Linked DNA regions of Mus musculus: region 1 is linked to region 2. A link is a contact called in ENCODE POLR2A ChIA-PET data. All regions are on one chromosome and are shown on one strand. The core of a region is the stretch at or near the end of the contact, and the rest is flanking DNA. Distances in the headings are between cores, read along the strand shown.

Region 1 (7,369 bases), core at 1,100-3,599, 130 kb after region 2:
CCTTTTAGGGACGAGAAAGTTCCCAGCTGAAGCTGAGGGCTAGGGTGGCTTGGTTAGTAGGAAGGGCTGGGGTTGGGAATCCCCAAAAACATTGGAGGTTGAAAGCAAGGATCTATGATCCTACTCTCAATTACAGGAGCCTCTCCTACAGCCGGCAAGTCTGAGACCGAATCTTTTTATTTCTTCAATTCCTTGAAACTTGGCAGCAGCTCTTAGATGGATGCCGCAAATGATTGGGCGAACCTTCCTGGCGGCTCGGGGTCAAGTGTGGGGATGAACTATTTCGTATTTAAATAAACTGCCTCCATTAACTTCATGCTTTCTGGTCTGCCTTCCCCCCAGACTTCCAAACTTGGAGAAAGGAACCCTGCGGGTGAGGTGGGGGGTATAGTGATTTGTACTTTAATCCCAGCACTCATGAGGCAGAGGCACACAATCTCTTGAGTTTGAAACCTGGAACTCACTATATATATATTGCTATGTATAGTGAGTTCCAGGATGGTCAGCTACGCGGGAAGACCCTGTATATAGGAAAACCAAACCCAGGGTCTTGCCTCAGGTCTGCAGCCACTTTTCAGGGTGTAGGCTTGCTGGGAAACTCAAGTTCCCTTAATGTTTGGTAAACTTTGACCTGGGGTTTGAGAATAATGAGTATAGTATTGCGGTTGGCAGGAAAGGGACCTTAGACTGGCCATTTCTGGGGCAGGCCTGGGAGTTGGGTAAAAGGCAAGGTGGCAACCCATGCCCCATCTCTCCACCCCAACATGGTTCCTCCCCAGGTGGGCTGCATCAGGCCCCCATCGTCACAGGATTCCTATTTATATGATCTCATCTGTGTCGGCCTTGGCATGTGCTACTTGTATTTCATAACAAACATTTCATTACCCTTTGTGCATTAACCATAGTGAGCTTTCTGGGGTGAAACAGGGTCGTGGCAGAAGGGGAGGAGAGGGGAGCAACCTCCTTGCCAGTTGTCCTTCCAGTCTGATTAATGGTTTTTAACCTGTCTGGTTTCTTCTGATGAACCAATGGGAGATATGACCATCTTTCAGAAATCACACATGAAATTTCGCAGAATAATGGCAGGCCCCCCACCTCTGGAGGTCCTGTTTCTACATAAGAAAACTTTTGCCTTAAATTTAATACTCTAGTGACATCCATCTTGGACTGTGTGTTAAGGTATGCTGTGTTCTCTGAAGAGAGCCCGTCAAACATGACAATCCTGCATCGGCTGAATACAGCAGGCTACAGGCTATGCCTCCAGCGAGCCAGTTTCCACATTCGTACCAGGTGACAGTTCTGAGGGGGTCTGCCTTCTGTTCACTTAGAGGTTATGACCAAGGAGGGATTGAAAGCTTTAGTGGAGCAAGCCGCTTCTCTCTGAGCCCAGCTGCCTCCAAGGACTGAAGATAATGATGGGAAACTTCTTTGAAATGCATCACACACCTACGAGGCATTATTAAGCTAATTCCAAGGAAATTGCTTGTCAGGACTCCCAGGGCTGAGCAGTTCAGGTGGCCCGGACAAAAGCTTAGACCATCTAGCCAATCCATTAGTCATTAGAAACTGAAAGCACTTTAGCCCTAGGTCAGAAACCTCTGAGTTAGTCTGCTGTTGTAATCATTTATGGGCGTGCCTACCAGGTGCCCCGGTCCATTTCATTACATCCTAATCTTTTTTTCTAATCAGCAAGGTGTGTACCTTGAATAAGTTGATCAAGGTCACAGCAAGGAAGTGGGAGAAGGTATTTAGGAAAGCCAGCTTCCTGTAGAATCTAAGTCTGGGTTCTCATTCTCTACTTTAGACAGCTTTCCCGAGTCAACGGCTTCGTGAATGGGGCACAAATTAGAAGCCCAGTAAGAGCTTGTTGGGGGAAAAAAAAAAAAAAAAAAAAAAAAAGAAAAACAAAACAAATCTTAGTTCTGCATGAAATGGGATGATAGTACATCCCTTAAAATTGTATGGTTCGGATATAAAAGACCACACGTGAAATATTTTCCTGGCTCTCTTTGAACTATGCAATTTAGAGGCCCTAACTGATCTCGAAGCTCTGAAGCACACACACGCTTGCACGCACACACATATATGTTAGCACATGGCCACATATTTCTAAGTGACAAAGCAGGGATTCAAATTCATGTCTGCGACACATGGTAATGGTGGCCTTCCAAGAAGGCAGTGCACCACCTTAGTACACAGAACGGGACGCTCCTCCTCAATTTTAAGTCTTCCGAGTAGTTACGGCAGTCCGTGGTTACCACTCTTTCCCAGGGCCCCCACCCTCACCCCCCGGCTGCACCCTTAAAACTTCTCTCTCTGGCTTTCCCGCAAAACTGCAGCTCTACCCACTAGCCCGCCTCCAGGCAAGAAGCGGCTCCGCGGCGCCAGGGCCGGGCCGATTCTCGGCCCACGTGGCCCAGTGGCTGGGAAGGCGGAGCTCCGGGCCCCGCCTCCCTGCTCGGCCCCGCCCCCGGCCCGCTGCCCGCGCTCCCCCGCCCCCCGCGGGCCCTGAGGGCCGCTCGCAGGTGTTCGCTGGCGCCCGGATGTCTGAGCTCTGGCTCCACTCTGGCTCCGGCTCCCTCCGCAGCCTGCGGGCGGGGCTCGCAGCCCATCCGGAGCCTCGCGGCGCCCCCGCTGCTCTGCCAGCAGCAAGGGCTTGCAGCTTCCAACTCGGCCTGGGGGAGCCCACACCCCCCCTCACCCCACACACACACACCGGGCCGAGTCACTGACCCCACTGCTCTCGTGCACACACACACACACACACACACACACACACACACACACATACACACACGACCGAGTCACTGACCCCACTGCTCTCGTGCACACACACACACACACACACACACACACACACACACACATACACACCCGGCCGAGTCACTGACCCCACTGCTCTCGTGCACACACACACACACACACACACATACACACACGACCGAGTCACTGACCCCACTGCTCTCGTGCTGCCCCCATCGGCGCTCAGGCCGCTGCAGCATCAGCCGCACCCCAACTCGGGTTTCCTGACTCGGCCCGGAGGCGGCCTGCATCGCACCCTGCTCCTTCCTTCCTTCATTCTTTCAGGCAGCGCACATTCCTCGGGCGCCTGCGACATGCCCTGCACGAGGCTTTGCCGACCTTCCGAGAGTGGCCTCTGGCCACCAGGCTTCCCTGTCCTCCCTCCCCAACCCCGCCCGAAGCCGGCCGTGACACCCTACTTCATGCCAGAGTTCTCAGATCATTTTCCCTCCAGTTAGGATTCAATCCGAGCCAAGTCTAAGGGGTCGTTGTTGTAATTATGATGGGGGGGGGGGTCAGTCTGCAAGCCCACTGATGGGTCAGAGGGTGGGCCGAACTGGGGTTCCAACTGACTTTGGTAATAGTTTGTGGTCTGACCTCATGGACTAGGTGTGGGGTCAGAATAAGGGCATCCGGAGGCCAAGATTTGGGGGTTGCCTTTGACAAGCTACATAAGGAGGGGCAACTTTCCGTAAGCTCCTCCCCTAGCTCAGAGTTCCATCCCTCCCGGGTGCGGGCTCACCATCACTTTAGCCACCCTTACCTTCCTGCTGGAGACACCTCTCTCCTCACAGGCATCTTGCTATTCTGAGCCAGATGTCACAGGCCGAAGCCTCCTTGGGCCTGAAGCCCTATTGTCAATAGAACCCCATGTTGTCCAAGGTACAAGGGATACCACCCAAGAGCCATGTGTGTTTAGCAGCAAGCTGCTGTCCCTCCCAATACCTTTTCTTACTTGTTCACAAGTCTAAAACCTGTTAGGAATGGAAAGACTCACAGAATTGACATATGTGGCCTGCTCAGAGACATTCAGAGAGTTAGAGGTGAAGACAAGACTCTTAAATTGTGGTGTCATGGGCTGGAGAGATGGTTCAGAGGTTGGGCGCACTGGCTGCTCTTCCAGAGGTCCTGAGTTCAATTTCCAGCAACCACATGGTGGCTCACAACCATTTACAATGGGATCCAATGCTCTCTTCTGGTGTATCTGAAGACAGCTACAGTGTACTCATACGTGAAATGAATTAAAAAAAAAAAAAGTGGTGTCATGTGCCTAGCATCAGGAGGTTGAGCCTGGAGGATCCTGAGTTTAAAGTCAGTCTAGGATATGAAGCAAGAATTAATCTTAAAAATAAAGATAAGCCGGGCAGTGGTGGCGCGCGATTTTAATCCCAGTACTTGAGAGGCAGAGGCAGGTGGATTTCTGAGTTTAAGGCCAGCCTGGTCTATAGAGTGAGTTCCAGGACAGCCAGGGCTACACAGAGAAATCCTGTCTCGAAATAAATAAATAAATAAATAAATAAATAAATAAATAAAAAATAATAAATAAATAAATAAAGATAAGGGGTTGGAGAGGTGGCCCACCGGTTTAAAAAAAAAAAAAAAAAAGACCATCCTGGTTTGCCAGAAAGCCAGAGTTTGGTTCCCAGCACATACTGCCTATCCAGGGATCCAGCGCCCTCTTGTGGCAGCCATGGGCATGAGCACACATATTACACAGATAATGAAAATAAACCTCTAAAATAAACAACAGATAAGTGGAGTCAGCTGTGGCAGTGAATACCTGTTATGCCTATACTTGCAAGACAGAGGTAGAAAGATCAAAAATTCAAGCTGGGGGCTGGAGAGATGGCTCAGCAGTCAAGAGCACTGATTGTTCTTCCAGAGGTCCTGAGTTCAATTCCCAGCACCCACAATGGCAGCTCACGACCATCCATAACTCCAGTTCCAGGGGATCCAACACTCACACACAGTCATTCATTCAGGCAGAACACTAATGCACATAAAACAAACTGTTTTAAAACAAGAACAGCGGACAGGAAAAACTGAATGGTCTAAGTATAAAAGACAAAGTCTGAGTGTAAGAGAGGCAGGAAGATCTCTGAGTTTGACACCAGCCTGGCTCACTGAGTCAGTTCCAGGATAGCCAGGGCTACACAGAGAAACCCTGACTCAAAAAGCTAAAAGAAGAAAAAGAAAACACTTAACCTAGACCTTGTAGATTGGATTCTTCTCCTAGGTCTCTTTCCAACCACAGAGGTGTCCCTCAGCCAGCAGGGGTCGTTATTATTATTCCTGCTTCGGGGATGGGGTGGGCTGGAGTCTCGCCAAGCCAAGGACTTCACCCACAGCTCTTATATAGCAACTGCTAGGGCCTACTGGAGGGCACAGCCCCTCAGAGGCTCTGGAAGAGGGTGGTCAGGAAGGCACTTGTCTTCTGTCCCTGGCCAGCCCCTTCCCTGCCTCCCTTGCCAGGAACAACCAGAGGAAGGGAGACCACAGAGGACCTCAGAGCTGGGAGGGGGGGGAAGGCTGTGAGAACGCTCGCTCAGGCAGCTGAGCTGAGTTCTTATAGACACATGCGGAACTCATTACCCTACATCAAGGTGGTCGCTGGCCAGCTGGCAGTGGATGGGTTTGGGGCTAGAAGTGTGTATTGTAGGGCAAGAGAATGCTTATGGCCCAGCTGAGTCCCCAGGGTCACACAGCCAGCCACTCCATGACCTTGTTCTTACTGAGCCCTGTTTGGTTTGCAGCCTGTGCTCTTTAAAGCACCCCAACAAAAGGCCTCTGTACCCCGTGCCAAGCCCCTCTAGGTTATGTGGGAGACTTGGGGGGCCACCAATACAGACAAATACACTCTCCCCGACTCACACCCTGATCCTCATGTATGGGTCTGCGAGTGCATCCAGATGTGTGACAGGCTTCACTCTTCCAGATCTCTTGGTTGTCTCTAGGGACTTATCCTGGTGGGGGGTCCTACAACCTGCCAATCACCTCCTTCACTGCAGAAGCATCTGCATAGACCAGAACAGCGGGATATTGTTCAAAAGAGCCTATTCGGAGAGCACAGCACCTTACAGTCCAACACAATCTGAAAGAAGGGCGTGTCTCCCTCCCATCTTGCTCCATGAGGTTTCGGGATCCTAAGTAAACCATTGGTGTATACTTGGAGTGACCAGTGTGTTTGTCACCTGCATTGCTTTGGAATTTTTTGCACAGCTTGGAGACCCAGATGAGCAGTAGCCGGTTGACCCTTAACACCGTCCCCAGCATCTTCAAGTAAAAAGGGAAGGAGCTTTGAGCTAAAACTTTAAGACTGGGAAGATGGCTCAGGTAGGAAAGAGCCTTAACACTCACATAAGAAGCTGGTACAACAGCCTATGCCTGTAATATTAGTACCAGGGAAGGAAGAGACAGGAAGACCCTGGGTGTTTACTGGTAAGCCATTCTATACCAGTCCCTGAGTTCCAGGTTCATTGAGAGGCTCTGTCTCAAAATATAAGTTGGTCATCAATGGAAGAAGATGCCTGATTCCGACCTCTGGCTTCTGCACATACATGTTCTTATACACACACCCGTGCACATACACGTACGCACACACACAAAACCCACAAAAGTCCATACCAGGCCTGGCAGTGGGTGGCGCACACCTTTGATCCTAGCACTTGGGAGGCAGAGCCAGGCAGATTTCTGAGTTTGAGGCCAGCCTGGTCTACAGAGTGAGTTCCAGGACAGCCAGGGCTACACAGAGAAACCGTCTGGAAGAAAAAAACAAAGAAGAAGAAGAAGAAGAAGAAGAAGAAGAAGAAGAAGAAGAAGAAGAAGAAGAACAACAACAACAACAACAACAACAACAACAACAACAACAACAACAACAAGGTCCACCCAGCATATAAACGGTCCCGGTGGCAGCGGCTCTTCTGGTGTTTTCCTTCTGTGCGCCTGGGAAGCAGACACCCCTGACTGGATTCCCGGCTTTGTTGTGTCTCAGCATCGCCACCACAGGTAAGTCATTTTTCCTCCCAGACCCTAGCTGCATGGATGCACTGATTATATTTGATGACACGAGTAAAGCTCCTGGCACTTGATGGAGCCTGGGTGTCCCCCACCAGGGAGTCTGTGGAGTGTCGTGTCAAGTCCCCTGATAGGGTCCTCCTCCCCAGCTTCTTCGGTATTGCTGTTGGCAAAAACTCAGCATCTTAGGACCACCTACCCAGCGTGTGTGTTCTCCACAGCTCCACCGCCCATCCAGGCGAGCAGACTGGTACGAACAGCGCGGGGAGCCATTGGCTGGACTCCACACTTCAGCTCTGCTGCCTCGGACAAACTGCTCTCTGTGTCTGAGGTGCCTCTCTGCCATCCCGTGAGAAGAAACAGAGTCCCAGGGTAGATGATGACTTAGGCAAGGACATATGGAAGAGGAATAAGTACAGACCTGGAACTAAACTGCTGGACTCTAGGGTCAGGGATCAGGAGGGCCTGGTTCTGTGACCTGTTCACTGTGAGCAGCCTCTATCCTACCCAAAACAGTCCAGCAAAGACTACTTCTCCTCCTCCATGCTCTGTC
Region 2 (6,810 bases), core at 1,843-4,342:
TGGGTGGTTCTCCTATAATGGTGGTCCCTGGAGAAGGGGACTCCCCCCCCCCCCCATTTGGTTTTTCGAGACAGGGTTTCTCTGTGTAGCCCTGGCTGTCCTAGAACTCACTCTGTAAACCAGGCTGACCTCAAACTCAGAAATTCGCCTGCCTCTGCATCCCAAGTGTTGGGATTAAAGGCGTAGGCCACCACTGCCCAGCCCAAGAAGGGGACATTTATATGCCATCCACCATGTGCCCGGAATCATGGTAAGTTTGTCTTATTTGACCCTGTCTAGTGGGTATTGTTCTCCTATTTTGCTGACATTGAACCTGGGTCTAGGGTTGTTCCATACTTGCCTAAAAAGCCAAGAAACTAATATCACTGTCCTTAAAAGGAGAGACACAGACACCTAACTCATGCCCAGAGTATTTCACAGGAAAGAAGAAAGCAGGTACTCTTTCTCAGCACCATGCTACTTGACAGCTTACAGTTCATGTGGCAAAGGTCACAAAACACAATTACAGGACCACTACATAGCCAAGAGAGAGAAATGGAGTCAGAAGTCAAAGAGGATGTGTTGATCTCAAGGCTTTGTACAGACTGGCAAAGTGAGTATTGCCTGTGGCCTACCTTTGGTCTAGCAGACACAATGAAAACTCTTGAGATGTTCAAGCTGATTTAGCCCAATATAAGAGAAAAAGACTTCACCATCCCCAGTTTTCAGTCAGTGACTTCCAAGAATGAAGCAACAACAAGCAGAGAGGACTATGGATATCCTCAAGTAGATGGAAACCAGCGCTGTCAACCCAACGTAGCCCAGCAAAAACTGGTAGCAGATGACAGAAATAACAAAAGTTTACACAGTCCCATACATAGGAATCTTGGGTTCTCCACTTCCAGTCTTAGAGCTAACCAGTTCCCAGCAGTGACCCCCTCATTCTCCACCTACCACCAATCTATGGGCTTCATAGTTTTTACACTCAAAACCTGATAAAGGACTGCTAACTTTATCTGTCATGAAAATTGTTTCCAATCCAGTGATAGGAGCAAAAGCTAAGTCATCTCCCAGTAAGGTCTCTAACAAGTGAGCCTAGAGGCTAGATGAAGGCAGAGTGAATACATAGTTAATTTACACTTAAAACACCAAAATCCAATAGCAGGAATCCCAAAAACACAGGTGTGGAATCAGCCTTTTGGCTAATAATGGTCTGGAAGCAAGATTTGGTTGCAAATTCAATACTGCTCTATAATCATCTTGCCACTTCACAAACCTGTGAGAGCTTGCTATGTTAAAAGGAGGTTGGAAAGCCAGCGTGCAGGCTTGCAATTTTCTCTTTGCAGTCAGCGTGTTTCTGAATATCAACGTTTCAGGTCCTTTGCACAGGGGTCTCTCAACAGTTTCCTCACCTCTCTCTTCACAACACATTCAGTTCTCCCTCCCCAGTGGGTACAGAAGCCAAGAGCTCACATAGCTGCTACTGAAATACATCCCCAGCCCCAAGGTAATTTTCTCTCTGGGAAATGAAAAGCCAAATTAGGGCTGTCAGAGGTAGAGGCCTTGCCTACTAGTGTTAGCATATGAGTCCCTGCCAATAACACCAAACACAACAACAACAAAAACCACCAAACACCCTTTTAAATAATTATTAGGAGTTTAAGAAAATTTACTTAACCTTTTTCTAACTTGACATTTCATGCACAAATAGACCATTCCAAAATTTAAATTCTAATGGGGGAAAAAAACCCTACAGATATTATATTACATGGAGGATTTTTATTTTTTTTAACCTGATGGCAGAAACAACAAAATGAGGGTGGTTACTTTAAGGTCAGTCACAAATCTTATAGTGTTCAGAAAGACAATCTGGGACTTGGAAATAATGACCATTTATTAGATGCCCACAAAGGGTTATTGTAAAAAGAACTTGTAAATATGTCTGACCAAAGGTCCCCAAGGCCTCCAAAGAAAGTAAAACACAAGACAATTGAAACATTTACGTTTTCGCTGACTTATAACAACAGCTTCTGAAGAAGTGTATCTCTGAGCTAAAGGAGGGTAGTTAAAAAGTGGCCCGGAGGTTGAGAGGTAGTGACCCAACTAGGAACAAGAAGAGTGAATGGGGTCCCTGACTGGAAATTCTGATGGTGATTAACACTTATAAAGAGCACTTGGGTCTAGCTGGTATTTCAGGAAGAAACTAGAGAAGGGACAGGTCGAGCAGAGAACTCCTCCAAAGTCCCGAGCTGGTGCTGGCTAGGAACCTAGATTGCATGTGTAAGTCCGCTCGCTGTCTCCCTCCACCACTTCCTCTTCCACTCAGCTCGCTGGACACTTCACCTTTTAGGAACCTCAGGCCCAGGCTAGAATGCTGACAAGCCATGTCACACCCTTTGGTGTTTTCGGCTAGAGACTACAGTGAAAACGATTCTAATTCCCACCATACCCTCTTCGTAGAGCTCAGAGAAGCCTAGACACCCGGGGGACCGCGAGGGGATACAATGTATTTAAAAAGTAACAGTTTCTAAAAAGGAGCAACAAAGTAGTTAAGTGCAATTAAACATGGTTGCTCATCACAGCCTGGTCCCACCTTCCAGTATGTCAGAGCGGAGTTAACACGCTCACGCCCTCATCCAGGACCCGAGCTCCAGGAGCAGAGCTCGAAAAACCCCAAGGCGTTCCCCGTTTTCTCGGCTAAAGGGCAGGGTACAGCACAGGGGTCCTCGAGCCGCAGGACCCCCAAGCAGCGGACGGAGTCGCTCGGCTGCAACGGGGAAACAGCTGGCGCGGCTGCCCGAACCCCGGGGAGAGCCGCAAGGCCCGGCCGCCCCTCCAGTCCTCAGCCCCCAGCCGGGGTGCGCCCGCCGGCCGCGAACTCCCCACTGCCCCGCGCCGCTCCGTGGGGCCTGGCTCCGGGTCGGAGGAGAACCCCACTGCGCCCTGCCCGCGACCGTTACAGGGCCCGCGCCGCGCCCAACGCCCGCCCGCGCCGCCCGCCCGCCCGCCGCTCACCTTCTTGGGGTCCGGGTTCGCAGCCAGGCGCGCCTGGAGCTTCTCCACAACTTGGAGCGCCGACTCCGCCGCCATCGCTGTCACTGGCGCGGCCTCCTCGCCGGAACTGGGCTCGCGTCGCGTCCTCGGGCCGCAACTCCGCCCTCCGTGAGGGCCCGGCGGAGACGGAAGCGCGAATGGTCCCTTCCGGGCCTCCGCTGGGGGTGTGTGTATGTGTGGAAGGCCTCAGGACCCGCCCCCGCGCCAGACCACGCCCACTATATCACGGCGATCTGTCGAATACAGCACAGGTCACGCCCCCGACACGCCCAACCCAGAGCCACGCAACCAGCCACGCCCCCAAGCCTGTATTCTGCAAGCCAAACTCTGGCTTTAACTCTCACGCACCGCCTTTCCAGTCATACGCTCGTTTTCGCCTAAGGGTGGGTGGAGTCAGTGATCAGGGTCCGACGCGGCTCCAGGGACCCTTGGAGTGGAAGGAAAGAACTGACTCAGGTAAATTATCTGACTTCCACCTGCAAGCTGTGACACACCCTCGCAATAAAAGAAATCGTGTAATTTTAAAGTAACTTAACGGTATTGTAATTTTGGGAAAGCAATCCAGGCTGTCTGGTTTCAAGGCAATTTGAAACACTAGAAATAAAAATAATAACACATTATTAACCACCTTGTCTGCAAAATCAGAGAGCAGCCCCTTTTATTAGACTGTTCATGTGACATTCTTTTCTTTTCTTTCTTTCTTTCCTTTCTTTCTTTCTCTCTTTCTTTTTATTTCTTTTCTCAAAAAGGATTTCTATGTGTAGCCTTGGAGGTCCTGGAACTCACTCTGTAGACGAAGCTAGCCTTAAACTCACAGAGATCCACCTGCCTCTACGTCCTAAGGGCCAGGATTAAAGTTGTATGCCACCACCACCTGGCTCCATTTAAAAATAAATTAAATCATAATGAATAAAAAGTCATAATATATTAAAAACCAAACTGAACTACATGAGATTCTGTCAGAAAAGAGCCGCTGGGCGTGGTGGTGCACGCCTTTAATCCCAGCACTCGGGAGGTAGAGGCAGGAGGATTTCTGAGTTCAAGGCCAGCCTGGTCTACAAAGTGAATTCCAGGACAGCCAGGGCTATACAGAGAAACCCTGTCTCGAAAAACCAAAAAAGAAAAAAAGAAAAGAAAAGAGCCAGGCAGTGGTGATGCATGCCTTTAATCCCAGCACTTGGGAGGCAGAGGCAGGTGGATTTCTGAGTTCAAGGCCAGCCTGGTCTACAGAGGGAGTTCCAGGACAACCAGAGTTACACAGAGAAACCCTGTCTCAAAAAACCTGTATATCCCTGGCTGTCCTGGAACTCACTTTGTAGACCAGGCTGGCCTTGAACTCAGAAATCCACCTGCCTCTGCCTCCCAAGTGCTGGGATTAAAGGTGAATGCCAAAAATAAATCTTTTAAATAAGAAAGAATAAATGTTGAGGCATTGTCTCAGTAGGTAGCCTTGGCTACCCTGGAACTAGTTATATAGCCTGAGCTATATAGCCTTGGCCTGCCTCCAATTCACAACAATCCACCTGCCTCCGCCTCCGCCTCCGCCTCCGCCTCCGCCTCCGCCTCCGCCTCCGCCTCGGAGTGCTTGGATTAAACCAATTGACATCCAGGCCAAAAACCATCCCCCTAAAAATAAAACTTTATAAACATAGAGTCCAGAGAGATGGCTCAGTGGCTAAAGAGCTTACCAGATAATTGGCTGATGGCTGAATTTTATCCTTGGGACCATCCTAAAGGTGGGAGGAGAGAATTGGCTATCCTCTGACCTCTGCACACTCATCCTGGCATTCTGGCACATATGAATCTCTCTCTCTCTCTCTCTCTCTCTCTCTCTCTCTCTCTCTCTCACACACACACACACACACACACACACACACATTAAATGGAATATAAGAAAAGAAGGGAAACAAGAAAGGAATGAAGAAAGAAAGGAGACAAGTGCTGTCGTGGTGGTGCACGCCTGTAATCCCAACACTCGGGAGGCAGAGGCAGGCAGATTTCTGAGTTCGAGGCCAGCCTGGTCTACAGAGTGAATTCCAGGACAGCCAGGGCTATACAGAGAAACCCTGTGTCGGAAAGAAAGAAAGGAAGAAAGAAAGAAAGGAAGGAAGGAAGGAAGAAAGAAAGAAAGAAAGAAAGAAAGAAAGAAAGAAAGAAAGAAAGAGAGAGAGGAAGGAAGAAGACAAACTGTCTAGTTAAGAAGGAATACTGAATTCTCTTCTCCTGGAAAACAGCATACAAAGTCCTCCAGTTGAACATGTTTGTTTTGCTTAACTGTGGCCACAGTTCTCCTCACAGGTTCAGGTTTCTAAACTGACTACATCTCTCAGTGTTTCACGAGTGGATATATACTTAGGGATTACACCTTCCCCCACACCTCAAAGCTACTCTGAAGCTGTGGTGCACCAGCATTTAATCCCAGCATTCAGAAGGTAGAGTCAGGCAGATCTCTGAGTTTGAGATCAGTCTAGTCAACATAAGGAGTTCCAGGACAGCCAGGACTACATAAAAAGACCCTGTCTCAAATAGATGGATAGATAGATAGATAGATAGATAGATAGATAGATAGATAGATAGATAGATAGACAGACAGACAGATAGAAGCTTTGGCTCACTGATACAATGTTTGCTTAGCTTGTAGGAAGTCCTGACTGCCATCTCCTTTCCTTACACAAAGAATAACAAAATAACTGAGTACTTTCAAATGTCCTGCATTTATATACATTGTATCCAGTAGTAGCCTGCAAGCTTCCTTTAGCTATTTATCTTGCTTATTTTGGTTGTCTTTTCATTCTTTGAGCTCAGAGAGTGTCTCTGTGCTCTGTAGCTGATAGATGCTCGATGGCTAAGTTGATGGTCACAGGGATGGCTCAGCAGGTCAACCTGCTTGCAGGGAATGTCTGGCAGAAGCAGACTGAGGCTGGCTGAGTGTGTCTTCCTGGTGGCACAGCTCTGTGCTATGCCGTTCATCTCTCCCTCCCAGCATGTCCTGAAGAATCTTAAGGATGGGGCATCCCTCTCAGCATCCCAAGACTTGGGAAGGTAAAAGAAGGACCTTCAATTTGGTAAAGGAAAAAACCAAATGGAAAACTGAGTGATGATTTTAATCCCAGCACTCATGTGGCAGGGGCCAGTCTGGATTACAGAGCAAGTTTCAGAGCAGCCAGAGCTACACAGAAAGACCCTGTCTCAACAAAATGAAACAAACAACAGCAACAAACAAACACACGCACAAAAGGTTCATGAAATGTAATGGCTCTCAACTTGACTATATCTGGAATGAACTACGATCCAGAATTGGAGAGCTCACCGGTGATCTGGATCTTGAGGCTGGAAGACACAAGTTTCTGACCTGGATCTTGGAATGGAGATCTTGAGGCATAGTAGCTATGAAAAGCTTAGGCCCAAGGAAGGTACTATACACCTCTAATCCCAGGAGACTAAGGCAAGGAGATCTCTGTGTTTAAGGTCAGCCTGTGACAAAACAAGTCCCAGATCCAGGCATGGTAGAATACACCTTTAATCTGAACCAAACCTTCTGCTGGAGACCTACATAAGGACATTGGAAGAAGGAAGATTCACTCTTCTTGGCCTGCTTGCATTTACTTGCTGGCACATCTTTTAGAATCTACTTCTACAGAAGACGAGCTAAAACAACTAGCCTCGTGGACTGAGCAACTACGAGATCCTTGGACTTCCCATTCAGAGCTGACCATTGTTGGGGTAGTTGGACTACAGACTGTAAGTCATCACAATAAATTCCCTCAATAGAGAGAG

The links. ChIA-PET counts read pairs that join two places held with the same protein, here RNA polymerase II (POLR2A).
Region 1: POLR2A ChIA-PET joins it to region 2 with 15 read pairs in Patski. The contact joins the enhancer-like site here to the promoter of Eloa in region 2. POLR2A ChIA-PET finds 5 or more read pairs at or near these places in 3 of 5 experiments (Patski and embryonic stem cell).

What each region holds. Positions count from the first base shown.
Region 1 is chr4:136,145,447-136,152,815 of GRCm38, forward strand. No RefSeq gene overlaps it. Among named protein-coding and RNA genes, the nearest start is that of Id3, 5.3 kb to the left of the region's middle. Within about 2 kb of position 2,350, at least 1 of the 3 ENCODE cell types and tissues checked has a DNase peak (open chromatin) inside an H3K27ac peak, as active enhancers do.
Region 2 is chr4:136,018,557-136,025,366 of GRCm38, forward strand. It overlaps Eloa (elongin A), which reads right to left and starts at 3,093. Exons shown (of 11, transcript NM_013736.4): 1 at 2,995-3,093. The coding sequence starts at 3,069.